Regions from separate parts of the Homo sapiens genome. Here region 1 is linked to region 2. A link is a contact called in ENCODE Hi-C or POLR2A ChIA-PET data. All regions are on one chromosome and are shown on one strand. The core of a region is the stretch at or near the end of the contact, and the rest is flanking DNA. Distances in the headings are between cores, read along the strand shown.

The links. A loop is a pair of places that touch in the nucleus more often than their neighbours do. ChIA-PET counts read pairs that join two places held with the same protein, here RNA polymerase II (POLR2A). Pooled maps may share reads with other maps.
Region 1: a loop to region 2 is called in a map of heart left ventricle, with 2.5 times the contacts of the local background. The contact joins two enhancer-like sites. A Hi-C loop is called at or near these places in 5 of 168 maps with a recorded cell type or tissue (MCF 10A, adrenal gland, chondrocyte and 2 more) and 4 of 50 pooled maps. POLR2A ChIA-PET finds 5 or more read pairs at or near these places in 4 of 52 experiments (AG04449, AG04450, CD4-positive, alpha-beta memory T cell and 1 more).

What each region holds. Positions count from the first base shown.
Region 1 is chr13:30,688,200-30,695,199 of GRCh38, reverse strand. No RefSeq gene overlaps it. Among named protein-coding and RNA genes, the nearest start is that of TRN-GTT2-4, 18 kb to the right of the region's middle. RefSeq lists a silencer at 242-442 and an enhancer at 4,704-4,793. Within about 2 kb of position 4,504, at least 25 of the 41 ENCODE cell types and tissues checked have a DNase peak (open chromatin) inside an H3K27ac peak, as active enhancers do; they include heart left ventricle and prostate gland, where a contact is called at or near this core.
Region 2 is chr13:30,860,629-30,867,716 of GRCh38, reverse strand. No RefSeq gene overlaps it. Among named protein-coding and RNA genes, the nearest start is that of LINC00545, 18 kb to the left of the region's middle. RefSeq lists enhancers at 3,391-4,339, 4,340-5,290. Within about 2 kb of position 1,881, at least 29 of the 41 ENCODE cell types and tissues checked have a DNase peak (open chromatin) inside an H3K27ac peak, as active enhancers do; they include heart left ventricle and prostate gland, where a contact is called at or near this core.

The DNA of each region.
Region 1 (7,000 bases), core at 3,255-5,754, 180 kb after region 2:
TGTCATCTGGTTTAGGATATTTGGAGCACCACCTGGAGACATATGACAGGAAGTCTAACGATCCTCATGGTGTTTAATCTTGATGCGATTGTTCACGCTGGCATCCGAGCATCCTGACCACTGCCCCTGACTGCCCCCACTAATGCTCTCTCAGCCCCTTTCCTTGCCTGTGCCCTCACCATGGATTTCCTTCTGCTTGTGTCTAAGCTCAGCTGCCTCGCCATTCCTCATTCTGCTCTAAAGTATATTTCTCCCTGAGCTAGACTTTGATAATCTGTTCTTGAAGTGTCCTCTTCAGTGTCAGATAAGTTCTGCTCTTGTGCAGGTCCATGTTCCTCCTATCAGGGACTTACAGCAAGCCCTCCAGGCAGAACCAGTCATGAGACATCACCAATTATCAGCAACCCATGTCCAAGCCATGTTGGCCATCCTTTCCTTGCCAGGAGTGTGTAAAGCAAAACTCAACAGCAGAGGCTCAGACATTGCCCATGGAGGTTATCATGGGCCAAACCAGCAGCAGGCATGTGGACTGTATCCCCTTATCCTGCAGAGCAGGCTTGAGGAGGGAAGCCCCAGATATCAGGAAGGGAATGGGCTTGGGAGGCAGGAAGACTTAGGCCCAAGTTTTAAAATTAAAACTCACTTTTACATTTACTTTTCTGATAACAAAATTATACATGTTTATTATAGTAAAATTAGAAAGTAGATGTAAGCAACAAATAAACATAAGTCAATAAATGTGATTCATGACATAAACAGAATTAAAAATGAAAAACGTAATCATTTTAATAGATGCAGAAAAAGCATTCAATAAAATCCAGCCTCCTTTTATGATAAAATCCCTCAACAAACTAGGCATCAAATGAATATATCTCAAAATAGTAAGAATCATCTATGACAAACTCACAGCCAACATCAAAATGAATGGGGAAAAGTTGAAAGCATTTCCCCCTAAAAATTAGAATGAGACAAGGATGCCCACTTTTCACCATTTCTATTCAACATAGTACTAGAAGCCCTAGTCAGAGCAATCAGGCAAGAGAAAGAAATAAAGGGCATCCAAACTGGAAAAGAGAAACTCAAACTACCTCTACCAATGATATGATCTCATACCTAGAAAATCCTAAGGAATCCTCAAAAATCTCCCAGATTTGATAAGTGAATTTAGTAGTGTTAGGTTACAAAATCAATGTACACAAATCACTAGCACTGCTATACACCAATGATGGCCAAGCTCAAAATCAAATCAAGAACTCAATCCCATTTACAATAGCTGCAAAAAATAAAAATAAAATACATAGGAATATACTTAACCAAGGAGGTGAAAGACCCCTACAAGGAGAATTACAAAACACTAATGAAAGAAATAATAGATGACACAAGCAAATGGAGAAACATACCATGCTTATGGATTAGAAGAATCAATATTGTAAAAATGACTATACTACCCAAAGCAATCCACAGATTCAGTGCAACCCTTATCAAAATACCAATGTCATTTTTCACAGAATTAGAAAAACCAATCCTAAAATTTATATGAGACCAAAGAGGGGTCCAAATAGCCAAAGCAATCCTAAGCAAAAAAAGAGCAAATCTGGAGGCATCACATTACCCAACTTCAAATTATACTACGAGGCTATTGTAATCAAAACAGCATGGAACCGGTATAAAAGTAGAATAGCATAGAGAACCCAGAAATAAAACCAAATACCTACAACCAACTGATCTTCAGCCAAACAAACAAAAACATACACTGGGGAAAGGAAATCCTATTCAATAAACAGTGCTGGGAAAATTGGATAGCCACATGTAGTGTAAAAGAATGAAACCGGGTTCCTATCTCTCACCATATACAAAAATTAATTCAAGATGGATTAAAGACATAAATCTAAGACCTGAAACCATAAAAATTCTAGAAGAAAACCTAGGAAAAACTCTTCTGGACATTGGTCTAGGCAAAGAATTTGTGACTAACACCCCAAAAACAAATGCAACAAAATAACAGAAATAAGTAAATGGGACCTAATTATTCTAAAAAGCTTCTGCATAGCAAAAGAAATAACCAACAGAGTAAAGAGACAACCTACAGAATGGGAGAAAGTATTTGCAAACTATACCTCTGACAAAGGACTAATATTCAGAAGCTACAAGGAACTCAAACAAATCAGCAAGAAAAAAAAACAAATAATCACATTAAAAAGTGGGCAAACAACTTCAAGAGATATTTCTTAAAAGAAGATATACAAATGGCCAACAAATATATTTCTTAAATGCTCAACATCACTAATTATCAGGGAAATACAAGTTAAAACCACAGTGAGATACCACCTTACCCCAGCCAGAATGGCCATTATTAAAAAGTCAAAAAACAACCGTTGTTGGTGCCGATGCAGTGAAAATGGAACACATACATTGTTGGTGGGAATGTAAATTAGTACAATCTCTATGGAAAACAATATGGAGATAATATGGAGATTTCTCAAAGAACTAAAAACAGATCTACCATTGGATCAAGCCATCCCACTACTGGGTATCTTCCCAAAGGAAAAGAAATAATTATATAAAAAAGACTCTTTCTCAGTACCTATGGAAGCATAGGGAAGAAAAGAAGGATAAAAGGGAGAAAAAACAGCACTTGCACATGTATGTTTATTGGAGCACAATTCACAATTGCAAAGATATAGAAGCAACCTAAGTGCCCATCAATGGATGAGTGGATAAATGTGTGTGTGTGTGTGTGTGTGTGTGTGTGTGTATGTGTGTGTGTGAGAGAGAGAGATGGACTACTACTCAGTCAAAAAAAGAATGAAATCATGTTATGTGCAGCAACTCAGATGAAATTGGAGGCCACTGACCTAAGTGAAGTAACTCAGGAAGGGAAAACCAACTACCACATGTTCTCACTTCTAAGTGGGAGGTAAGCTCTAAGTGCGCAAAAGCAGGGTGCTATAATGGACATCAGGAGACTCAGAAGTGGGGACAGTGTGGGGGTGAGGAATGAAAAACTACTCATTGGGTACAATGTACACTATTTGGGTGATGGGTACACTAAAAATCCAGACTTCATCACTATACAATTCATCTATGTAACCAAAGCCACTTTTACCCCTAAAACTATTGAAATTTTTTAAAAATATAATAGGGCCAAGTGCAGTAATTCCAGCACTTTGAGAGGCTGAGGTAGGAGGAATGCTTGAAACCAGGAGTTTAAGACCAGCCTAGGCAATAAAGTGAGATTCCATCTTAACAAAAAATAAAAAATAAAATAAAGTAAATTAGTTGGGCACGTTGGTGCATGACTGCAGCTCCAGCTACTCAGGAGACTGAGGCAGGAGGATTGAGCCCTGGAGTGCAAGACTGCAGTGAGCCATGATCACACCACTGCACTGCAGCCTGGATGACAGAGACCCTGTCTCTAAAAAAAGGTAATTAAAATAAATAAATAAACACACACCTATAATCCTATCACCCACTGGTCACCTTCATCACCACCTTGATATGGAGTCTTCCAGGATTCCTCCGTGTGTGTGTGTGTGTGTCATATAACATCAGATTATTGAGATAGTGGGACTCAAAAGGGTGAGCCAGGAATGAGTTTTTCTCTCCCTACACTGTTTTCAATGCCGCTCAACCAGATATCTTTTCCTTATCCCCAAAGCAAAACATCAGCATATCCCATAGCTTTTTTGGTCATTTTTAAATTTTAACTGGTAGTTCATTTTTAGGAATTAAAAATTCAAGTCCAGGCCAGGCGTGGTGGCTCACTCCTATAATCCTAGCACTTGGGGAGGCCGAGGCGGACAGATCACTTGAGGCCAGGAGTTCGAGACCAGCCTGGCCAACACGGTGACGCCCTGTCTCTACTAAAAATACAAAAAAAAAAAAAAATAGCTGGGCATGGTGGCAGGCACCTGTAATCCCGGCTACTCAGGAGACTGTGGTGGGAGGATCGCTTGAACCCGGGAGGCAGAGGCTGTAGTGAGCCAAGATGGCGCCACGGGACTCCAGCCTGGGTGACAGAGCGAGGCTCTGTCTCAAAAAAAAAAAAAAAAAAAAAAAAATTCAAGTCCAGTCTAAATAAAAACTCCTAATTCTCATTCACTTCACAGCTTTTCCCATTCCCCTAGTTCAAGCCTGGCCCAGGGACAGGACCTGCGGGGGAAGGAAGAAGGTGTAGGCCCCCCAGCCCCACCCCGCCTCACCCTATTCTACTTCCTCCCCAGCTTCTACCCGGACAGGATCAATGAGGGGAAATGGGAGAAAGTGCTTTGTGCTTGTGTGTTTGTTTACTTGGCTGTTGCTGTTTGTTGTCTCTACTAGCAAATGCCCTCTGTTATGGCAGGATATGTCTTCCAAATGCTGCCTATTCCTCTCCTGGAACATCTGTGGAGCTTGTGGAGCTTCCACGTGATCCTTCTGCTGGGGACCTCCCAGGAAGAACATGACCTCAGCTCAGATGCCATGGCAGATGCTGAAGACAGAGCAGCTGGAGGCTGTTGGCCAACTGCATTCTTCAACGCTGAGCAGCAAGTTCTTTCTTGAAAGGAGACCCAAATGCACTCCGCGGCTGCCGTGATCACCTATCTCTAGGGATCCAAAAATACGATATATTTTCGGAGGAGCATTGTTAGCCTGTTAGTTCTACCGCTTTTCCCCTCTGCTCCCTCAGTGAGGAGGGAAAAGGGTGCTTCAGTGCCAGCTCAAGCCAAGCAGAAGTGAAACCGGAAAAGTTCCCTTGTCTCCCTCGCAGGACGTGCGATGAGGGTGTGGCTCTCTTCTTCAGTGTCCCGCTGCTCAAACCTCTAGACGGGCAGGCTGTGGGGCTCCCGCCCCATGGCAGCGTCTAGGGGTGGATATTTACAGCTCCTGAAGCCCCAATGAGTGTGTGCTATTGTGTGCTCTTTCAGTTTCGCTGTCTATAGGCAGCTTGTGTTAACCAGCTCAGTTAGACCCTCTACCTTATCACAAGGACAGAGGGCTTTCTGTATCCCAGGTTCTTGCCTTGGTGTACAGGAAGAATCGGATCACAGGTGGGCTTGGAGAATGAGTGCAAGGTTTTATTCAGTGAAAGTATCTCCCAGCAGAGGGGGGAGCCAGAAAGGAGATGGTTTTCCCCTGGAGTCAGCGGCCCAGGCTTCCCTCCGACTGCTCCAGCCACACTCTGCCTCGTTCCGCTGGTCGATGGTGTGCAGGTGTGCTCCTCTCGACGTCCTTTCAATGTCCAGCCGCTCCTGTCTTCTTCCACCGATGTGTGTCTGCCTGCTAGGGTTTGGGGAAGGTGGGGGAGTTTAATAGGTAGATGGGGGCGTGGCAGGCCAGGATGATCTTGGGAAACGCAACCGTTGGGCGAGAAGGCAGGAGTGCCTGTCTTCACCTAGGTCCGTGGGTACAGGCCCCAGGGGGGTGGAGTCCTAGCCAGGAACCATGCCCTGCCCTTCCCAGCACTTCCTTGCCCCCGTCCCCTAAGGGGACTTAGGAGAGATGCTGGTAGAGAGTAGAAGTCCTCCTCTCCCTGGACAGACTTGTGCCTGGTGCTACTGCAGGATTCTTTTACAACCATCGCTTCCCAACACACCTCTTGCACTCATAACTTGATCTTGAGATCTGCTCCCCAGAGGGTCCAACCTGTCAGAGTAATGGAGAAGAATCTCAGAACTGGTTTCCCCAAAGTGTGGTTAATGAAGCAGTTTTAGCTAATCTCTTTTTAGAGTGTGTGAACACTTTTAACATTTTCCCCTCAGCTTTGAAACACGAACACTTAATATTCTGTTACACACCTATATTTATCCTATTACATACTGTATAAGTCAACTTCCACTAGATAATACTGTGGTAACCAAACTCAAAATATCTGTAGCTCAAGAAATGGGGAAACGATTCCCTATTTAATAAATGGTGCTGGGAAAACTGGCCAGCCATATGTAGAAAGCTGAAACTGGAAACCATCCTTACACCTTATACAAAAATTAATTCAAGATGGATTAAAGACTTAAATGTTAGACCTAAAAACCATAAAAACCCTAGAAGAAAACCTAGGCGATACCATTCAGGACATAGGTATGGGCAAGGACTTCATGTCTAAAACACCAAAAGCAATGGCAACAAAAGCCAAAATAGATAAATGGGATCTAATTAAACTAAAGAGCTTCTGCACAGCAAAAGAAACTATCATCAGAGTGAACAGGCAACCTACAGAATGGGAGATAATTTTTGCAACCTACCCATCTGACAAAGGGCTAATATCCAGAATCTACAAAGAACTGAAACAAATTTACAAGAAAAAAAACAAACAACCCCATCAAAAAATGGGCAAACAATATGAACAGACACTACTCAAAAGAAGACATTTATGCAGCCAACAGACACATGAAAAAATGCTCATCATCACTGGTCATCAGAGAAATGCAAATCAAAACCATAATGAGGTACCATCTCAGGCCAATTAGAATGGCAATCATTAAAAAGTCAGGAAACAACAGATTCTGGAGAGGATGTGGAGACATAGGAATAGGAATGCTTTTACACTGATGGTGGGAGTGTAAATTAGTTCAACCACTGTGGAAGACAGTGTGGCGACTCCTCAAGGATCTAGAACTTGAAATACCACTTAACCCAGTGATCCCATTACTGGGTATATATCCAAAGAATTATAAATCATGCTACTATAAAGACACATGCACACATATGTTTATTGCGGCACTATTCACAATAGCAAATACTTGGAACCAACCCAAATGTCCATCAATGATAGACTAGATTAAGAAAATGTGGCACATATACACCATGGAATACCATGCAGCCATAAAAAAGGATGAGTTCATGTCCTTTGCAGGGACACGAATGAAGCTGGAAACCATTATTCTCAGCAAACTATCACAAGGACAGAAAACCAAACACCACATGTTCTCACTCATAGGTGGGAATTGAACAATGAGAACACTTGGACACAGGAAGGGGAACATCACACACTAGGGCTTGTTGAGGGGTGGGGGGCTGGGGA
Region 2 (7,088 bases), core at 632-3,131:
GACCTGATGTAGCTAGAATGAGTTTGGAGGAATCCAACATGAAGGTAGCCCAATACTAGGTTGCAAACAGGCTAGATGCTTTTGGGTTTGTAGACATGTTTGATTTGGAACTCCCAGTGTTTTACATGAAAATCCCAAATTCTGGCTTCTTTTGAAAAACCAGTTGATATGACAACCCAAGCCTTTCTGCCCCAGTTGGCCACAGTCCATGCTGGAGCAGGGTCAGCCTGCCTCCTTGGACAGGGCCGGCACACTCCACTTGGCCTCAGCCCCTCCAGCCAGCTTACCTACTGATGTTACCTTCCTGGGCTCTTTAGGCATATGAATTAGTGACCTCAGATGACACTGGTAGGGTCAACCTTTCAAACGTGCACCTTTCCACTTAGCCAAAATCTGAGCTATGCCAGACATTTTGTTAGATAGCATCAGAGCACGGACTAGAAGCTGAATTGCTCTTGCAGTGAAAGGACTGATTCCCACACTCCTATTTTATCCCTACATGAAAACATGGCAAAATCAACTTTCCTTCTTGCTTACCTTCTAGGAAAATCAGAAGTATTCACCAGGTGTTGAAATAGAAACTTATTTCTTATAATTGCCAACTTTGCTGCACTGAGTCACATGTTGATTTCTACCTAATGAAAAATCCAGAGCAGGCTGGAGTCTGACAGATAGAGCCCGATTCGCTATTTACTCTGGTGCTAATCACAATCATGTTTACAGGAAAATGCCCTCATCTGCTTCCAGCAGCTCCAGCCACTCAGCCATGTGAGCGCTGTCTTCAAAGTCAATTGCCTGTCATTTTGCTGATTTATGTTGAGCAACTGCAAGGACCCCTCGAGGTATTTGTAGCTAGCTTGATGATTCCCAGCTTATAAAGTGGCAGTGGGCAGAGCATTTCAGTTCAAATTCCCATCAAGACAGAATTTAAATCCCCAGCCCTGCTGCTCATATTTGCAATGTGAGCACTTTAGATAAGCAGAAACCATCAAACCCTAAATGCTGGGGGAAATACAACCTGGATTTCTTCAAATGGAGCCTAAGCCCAAATCTTCTTTCAGACCTTGGATAGGAAAGTGATTCTAACAGTTTTTAAAAGAGTGATCACATATGCTTTTTCCCAAGAAGTATTAACGACTGAGGCAAGACGGGCACTATCAGATTAGATTGGAGAAGCCGGGAAACGAATTTCCCTCACCGCCTGCCTGGATTCTTAACGTTTCAACCAGCAGAATCTAATTTCTTTGGAATTACTTGCCCTCTAACAGAAGTTTTCTTTTTAAAATGAAAATATTGCCGAAAAGGGAGACCTATTAAATTACTAACCCATTAGCTTCTGGTTTAGCTTCAATCTTAGAGAAGCCCAATTCCTTCTAAACCTGTCTCGCCCTACACTGAAAGTGCTGGAGGTGCAGATCTCAGTGCACTGGCCTTGGCTGCTGAGATTCAGGGAGGTTAGATGGCGGGTAGAGTCACCCATGCGCTGTGGGATGGGGGTCCCTTCCATGCACTCTCCTGGCAAGTCCTGAACCACCAAAGGTGTAAGTGGATGTATTTTTCAGGTTCTCCCTTACAGCACTTTGAAGTCAAACACAAGATTTAAGGATTGCTCACAGCCTGCATTTTCTGTATTTCTGCATTTCTTGTTCACTCAACGTCTCAGGTATTTAATTACATACTCACTGTTAGGGCTCAGGGAAGCTGTTTAGAGGTTCAGCTCAGCCCCTTCGGGTCACAAAACTGAAATACAGTGACTTCCCCAAAGTCAGCAAAGCTCAAGGATCCTTAAGAACCCAGACATGTGAGATACTGAGTAATCCAAACTGAGGCCAACTCCAAAAAAGGGCTCCATTGACTCATCTTTCGGTCATCTCGCTCCAGCTCTCACTTAGAGAAAGTGCGTATTTCTTCCATTTAGAAAAGACTGCTCACGCTTTCCATGTCATTACATTTCTTTATTCCTCTCTTTATATTCCAGCTGCCTTTCTTCGTGTTTTTTGTCACTTGCCCTATTTAGCCATCTCCAAACTAGCTACCTGCCTCCGTGCCATGGAGCATGCTTTTCTGCAGCTCGGCCTCACGATTCTAGGCCAGCTTTTGCACCCCCTACCCCCTCCATGCTTATAAAACTGGGTTCCCTGCTCCCTTTCTGTGTGCTGTTATGCTTCAGAAGCGCCACTGGGTGGCAGTGTCTCAGAGCAGTCCTGGGCCCTGCAACGTGGCTTTGGGCTGGGCTGCTGGTTGCTTGTCTGTTACAGCACAAACAGGCCTGTGTGGACAGGCAGAGCAACGAGACAGCCACAGTGGTGCTCTGGAAAGGATGAGTATTAGATATTAAGGAAACGAGGGACAGAGGTCTGCGTACTGTGTCCTTTCGGAGCTTGCACTAGCCACAAGGCTGACATCTGCCGTCATTCTAACAAAGGAATCTCAAATCCTGAGGCTGTTTGGGAGGTGTCCTTGAAAAGAATGACTATAACCCTTTGCCCTCCCTGTTTTGATTTTCAGCCTACCATTGGGCCCTGATTCATCCATAAAAACAACAACCAAAAAATAAAAAAAAAAGGCAATCCCCGTGAGCATTGTGTGTTTGCTGGACAGGATAGTAATGGCTTAATCCTTCTAATGGCTTTGGTCACTGCAGGATATTAGCTATTAGAAGGGTCTGTTTAAAAGGGGGTGGTGGGGGAAGGTAGGGCCATCTGCTGATTATAGCATGCATGAGGAATGAAGGGAACATTTAAAGAGACACCGTCCATTGATTTAGACACAAATAATTAGTTTGTAGTTGAAAAGGCATATTTAGGGCTTGAATTTTAGTATCTGAATCATTTGCTTAAAGTGCAAATGTGATGTCTCAGACTGGAGATGATCCCAGGAACTATTTGATTCCACCTTTCATGCTTTTTGTAAAGAACTTCTCCGGAGACTAAAAGGAATGTGGCCTGAAATGCATCAACATTGACGTCATGGCTTGGAGTCTGTGGAAGTCAAACCAAATGTTTTTATTATAAACAGGTCAGCCCAGGACCAAACTGTGAAGTACATGTTTGATTTCCATGTGTCCCACCCCCAGCCCCAGCCTTGGCCTCTGCACAGAAAATAGTTCCCAACATCCCACCAGGTGGCCCAGCCCCCTCCTCACTGACTCCCCACTTCACCTTCCCTTCCAGGCCTGACAGCAAACTAAAGCAAAAGAAATCTTCCCAAGGATCGTGGCATATTAGGAAATGAATGCACGCTCTCCATTCAGGAAAGCTGGGGGCAGGCCAACCTCACCTCCCAAACGGGAAAAGCCTAGACTAGAGGTGAGCAGAGACCTGGCTTCCCCTCTAGGCCAGGCCCTGGGTCCATAGGCAACAACTGTTCTGGGAAGTGGGAATTTTATACAGCAATTCAATGAGAAGGAAGATGTGGAGGGATGTATTTGGTATCAAATGCATCCTGTCATCCCACAAAATCAAAACTTTGGTCCCTGAACCAAGAGAACATAAAGCCTTAGGGAAAGACATTTCCTGAATATTGAGAAGTGAATACTGAATAATGTAAGGTGGCGTAGGCTGCCTGTAGTGTCCCGGGAGTAGGTGATGCAGGTGTTGAGAGACAGGCACAGAGAAGCCACCCAGGGAAGCAGAGTCATGGAAGCCACCACGGGAGAGATGAAACACAAGTCAGGTCTTGAAGGAAGAGTAGATTTACCTGGCAAAGGAAAGGAGGGAGGGCATTCCTCGAAGAGCTTATATTAGCAAGATAATGGAGAACGGGAACACACAAGAATGAAAAGATGGCTTACATGGTTGAAGCGGAGAGTCTGAGAAGCGTAGTAGAATAGGTGGCAGTAGATAAGGGTAAGATGGGGAATTCCTGAAGTTGGCTTTTTTTAGACTGCAAGGAACAGAGACACCTGATGTACCTGAAGTGAAGGGGATTGACTCTGAGATGCAGGAATGAGGCAGGAAGAGCACACAGCCCTGCGTCTAAAAACGCAGGGGCAGCCACATTGCCAAACTCCAGGGAGACGGGAATGTAATGTGGGAGCTGAGTATTTTAAAACTTCGTAAATTAATTAAAAATTTGAGGTATGGTAAGGCAAACAGATAGGAGACAACTGCCAGTAAAAAGATAGCTTGTTACTCACGGTTTCCAAGAGGAGAGGACATGCTGTGCCACGTGGGGAGGGGGCACACAGGGGAGCTCCAGAGCGAGTCGGGAGGTCGCCAGAGAGGCTGGACCTGTGGGCGGGGGCCCTTATTGTGGCGCATGCTGGAAGGTGTGGGCAAGGCAGAGCAGGCAGGCTCAGGGTAGGCTGGTTTTAGTGGGCTCTGGGGTATATGGGCTGTCCTTAGTTAGAGACTTGGCCCTGCGGAAGGAGTGATTGGGGCAGGTGAAGAGGTGGCTGGGGTGGGGCTGTGGAGGGGTTGGTTTGCATTTGAAAAGCACATTGTAGGGGGTTGCAAGTTGTTTTCTATCTTTGGAATAATTGGTAACCCTGGGAGGGACAGTCCCTCCACGGCCAGCAAGGCCCAGATGTCAAAGCATCAGAATATAGAAAATAAAAGACGCAATTACTGCACCAAGAGAGCATTCAGAACACGATGTCACTCTGGCGGTGCCCTCGTCTGTGGCTGCCACCAGTGCTCCGGATTGGGTGACCAGCCCTCAACCCCACGCTGACTCTCCTCTGCGGCTCCTGTCTGGAGTTAGACTCCCAGGAGAGGATCAGCTTGTCTCCGTGGCTTCCAGCCAGGCCTGGCTGCTCCTGTTGGGCAGCTCTTTATGTCCGGCCGCGCGTGCCGGCTGCCCGTGAATCAAGCACCCACTCGTTGTCTACTCAATTTATTAGTGGGTCTCTCGGCTTGGCAAGCTATACTCAGAGCCTCCCGTTGGGGGAGGCCTGCACGGGGAGAGACATTCTGAGGATTCCGAGAAGGAGGAACTATGACCAGCACCTCACTTGGCTTTTCCCGTAGAAAGCTTTTGGAAGCCTGGAAATGAGTCTGGGTAACAACTGCAGAAGTGCCCAAGGATTTAAACAGGGCAGTGACATGGGGAAGCATCATTTTTATGAGGAAGATTAATCTGACAATAACATGTGGGACCCACTGGAGAGGGAAGAGGATGCTACAGATCCCAGCACCTGGGTGGGGGGACCACGGGACAGAGAGAAAGGGGAGGTTCCCAAAGAATGGCTGAAGAAAGCATTGACAGAACTTAGTGAGCAACTGGCCGAGGAAGGAGAGGAAGAGGAAGGCACATTGAGACTGCAAGCCTGGTGGGTAGAGAGGAAAATGCCTCACTGACACTGACAATAGCAAAGTATGCAAAAGGAGCAGAGATGACGGAGATTCTTTTTAGATATATAAACTTGTATCGGGAGATGGACACCAATAGCCCCCAACTGTTGCTGAGTGGGAAACAGTGTGTCTGTAGCAATGAGACACTTTGCTGAGTAGACAATTTATTAACTCTTACTTTTTTTACTCATGAGTCCAGTAGATCCATGAACACAATGACCGCATTTAGGTTTTTCCAAGTTTTCTCAGAGCCCAAAGTCTAGGTCTTGAACTCATGGAGATAGGGAGTAAAAGGATGGTTACAAGAGGTTGGGAAGGGGGAGGGGTTGGGGGGTGGCAGGTGAGGATGGTTAATGGGTACAAAAAGTAGTTAGAAAGAATGAATAAGGTGGGATGCGGTGGCTCATGCCTGTAATCCCAGCACATTGGGAGGCCGAGGCAGGTGTATGACTTGAGCTCAGGAGTTCAAGACCAGCCTGGGTAACATGGCAAAACCCCGTCTCTACCAAAAATACAAAAAAAAAATTAGCCGGGCATGGTGGCATGTGCCTGTGGTCCCAGCTACTTGTGAGCTTGAGGTGGGAGGATTGCTTGAGCCTAGGAGGGTGGAGATTGTAGTGAGCCAAGATCATGCCACTGCACTCCAACCTGGGTGACAGAGTGAGACTCCATCTCAAAAAAAAAAAAAAAAAAAAAGGATGAATAAAACCAAGTATTTATAGCACAACAAGGTGACTATAGTCAATAATAATTTAATACATTTAAAAGTAACTAGAAGAGTATAATTGGATTGTTTGTAACAGAAAGGATAAATGCTTGAGGTAATGAATACCCCATTTACCCTGATGTGATTATAATGCATTGCATGTCTGTATCAAAATATCTCAGGTACTCTATAGATACACCTACTTTGTACCCACAAAAATTGAAAATTAAAAAAAAAAATAAGTCCAGGTGTTGGGTCCAGTGTAAATAGGTGCTAACCATACTTATTTAATGTCTTCTGCCCACCTCTGTCCAAGTATGAGTTTTACATAATTAGAAGCATGACTCATACAAATATATACTGAGCACCTGATAAAGACGGATTTCACTCACGAATGAGGGAACCAACAGGGAGGTAAAACTGCCCAAAGACTATTTGTGGAACAGACACTTACATGCTTTCTCAGGAAAGGAATATTGAAACAGGTTTGCTAAGTTAGCTACAAAGCAAGTTATTACCCTGCAGGGCAATATAACTACGACCTTTTAGGTTATCTTTTCCACTGGACAGAAATGTTTGCATCTCCACCAGACAAAAAAAAAAAAAAAAAAAAAATCATTTGCAACTTAACAATCTCCTACAAGTTAACCTCTAACTTCACACAGTTTGGTCCCTAATCAATAGTTAATAGTAGGTCAAACCAGGTGTACTCCCCTAGAGAAGTGGGTGATCCTTGCACAAGCCTCTTAGACAATGTTTCAATATGACACTGAAAGTACTGTAGTCATCCTTTTGCTTTATTTCTAAGTTTGGGATAATTTCTAACTTACATCCTGCCTTAAGATGTTAGATTTCAACTCAAGTGTTGTTTCCTTAAGCCAGCCTTCCTTGGCCTCCCTGACAAGTTCACATCCCCCTGTTCACTTGCTTCCACGGTGTCAGGTATTTCGCCTTCTCGGCGGTTACTTTAAAAATTATTCTGACATTGTAAAAACGGTAAGAAAGACTTTATTCAGGACAATTGCAATAGGTGTCAAGATTCTTGCAACGGGAGAGAGAGAGATGGAGCTCAGCTCCCAATACGATAA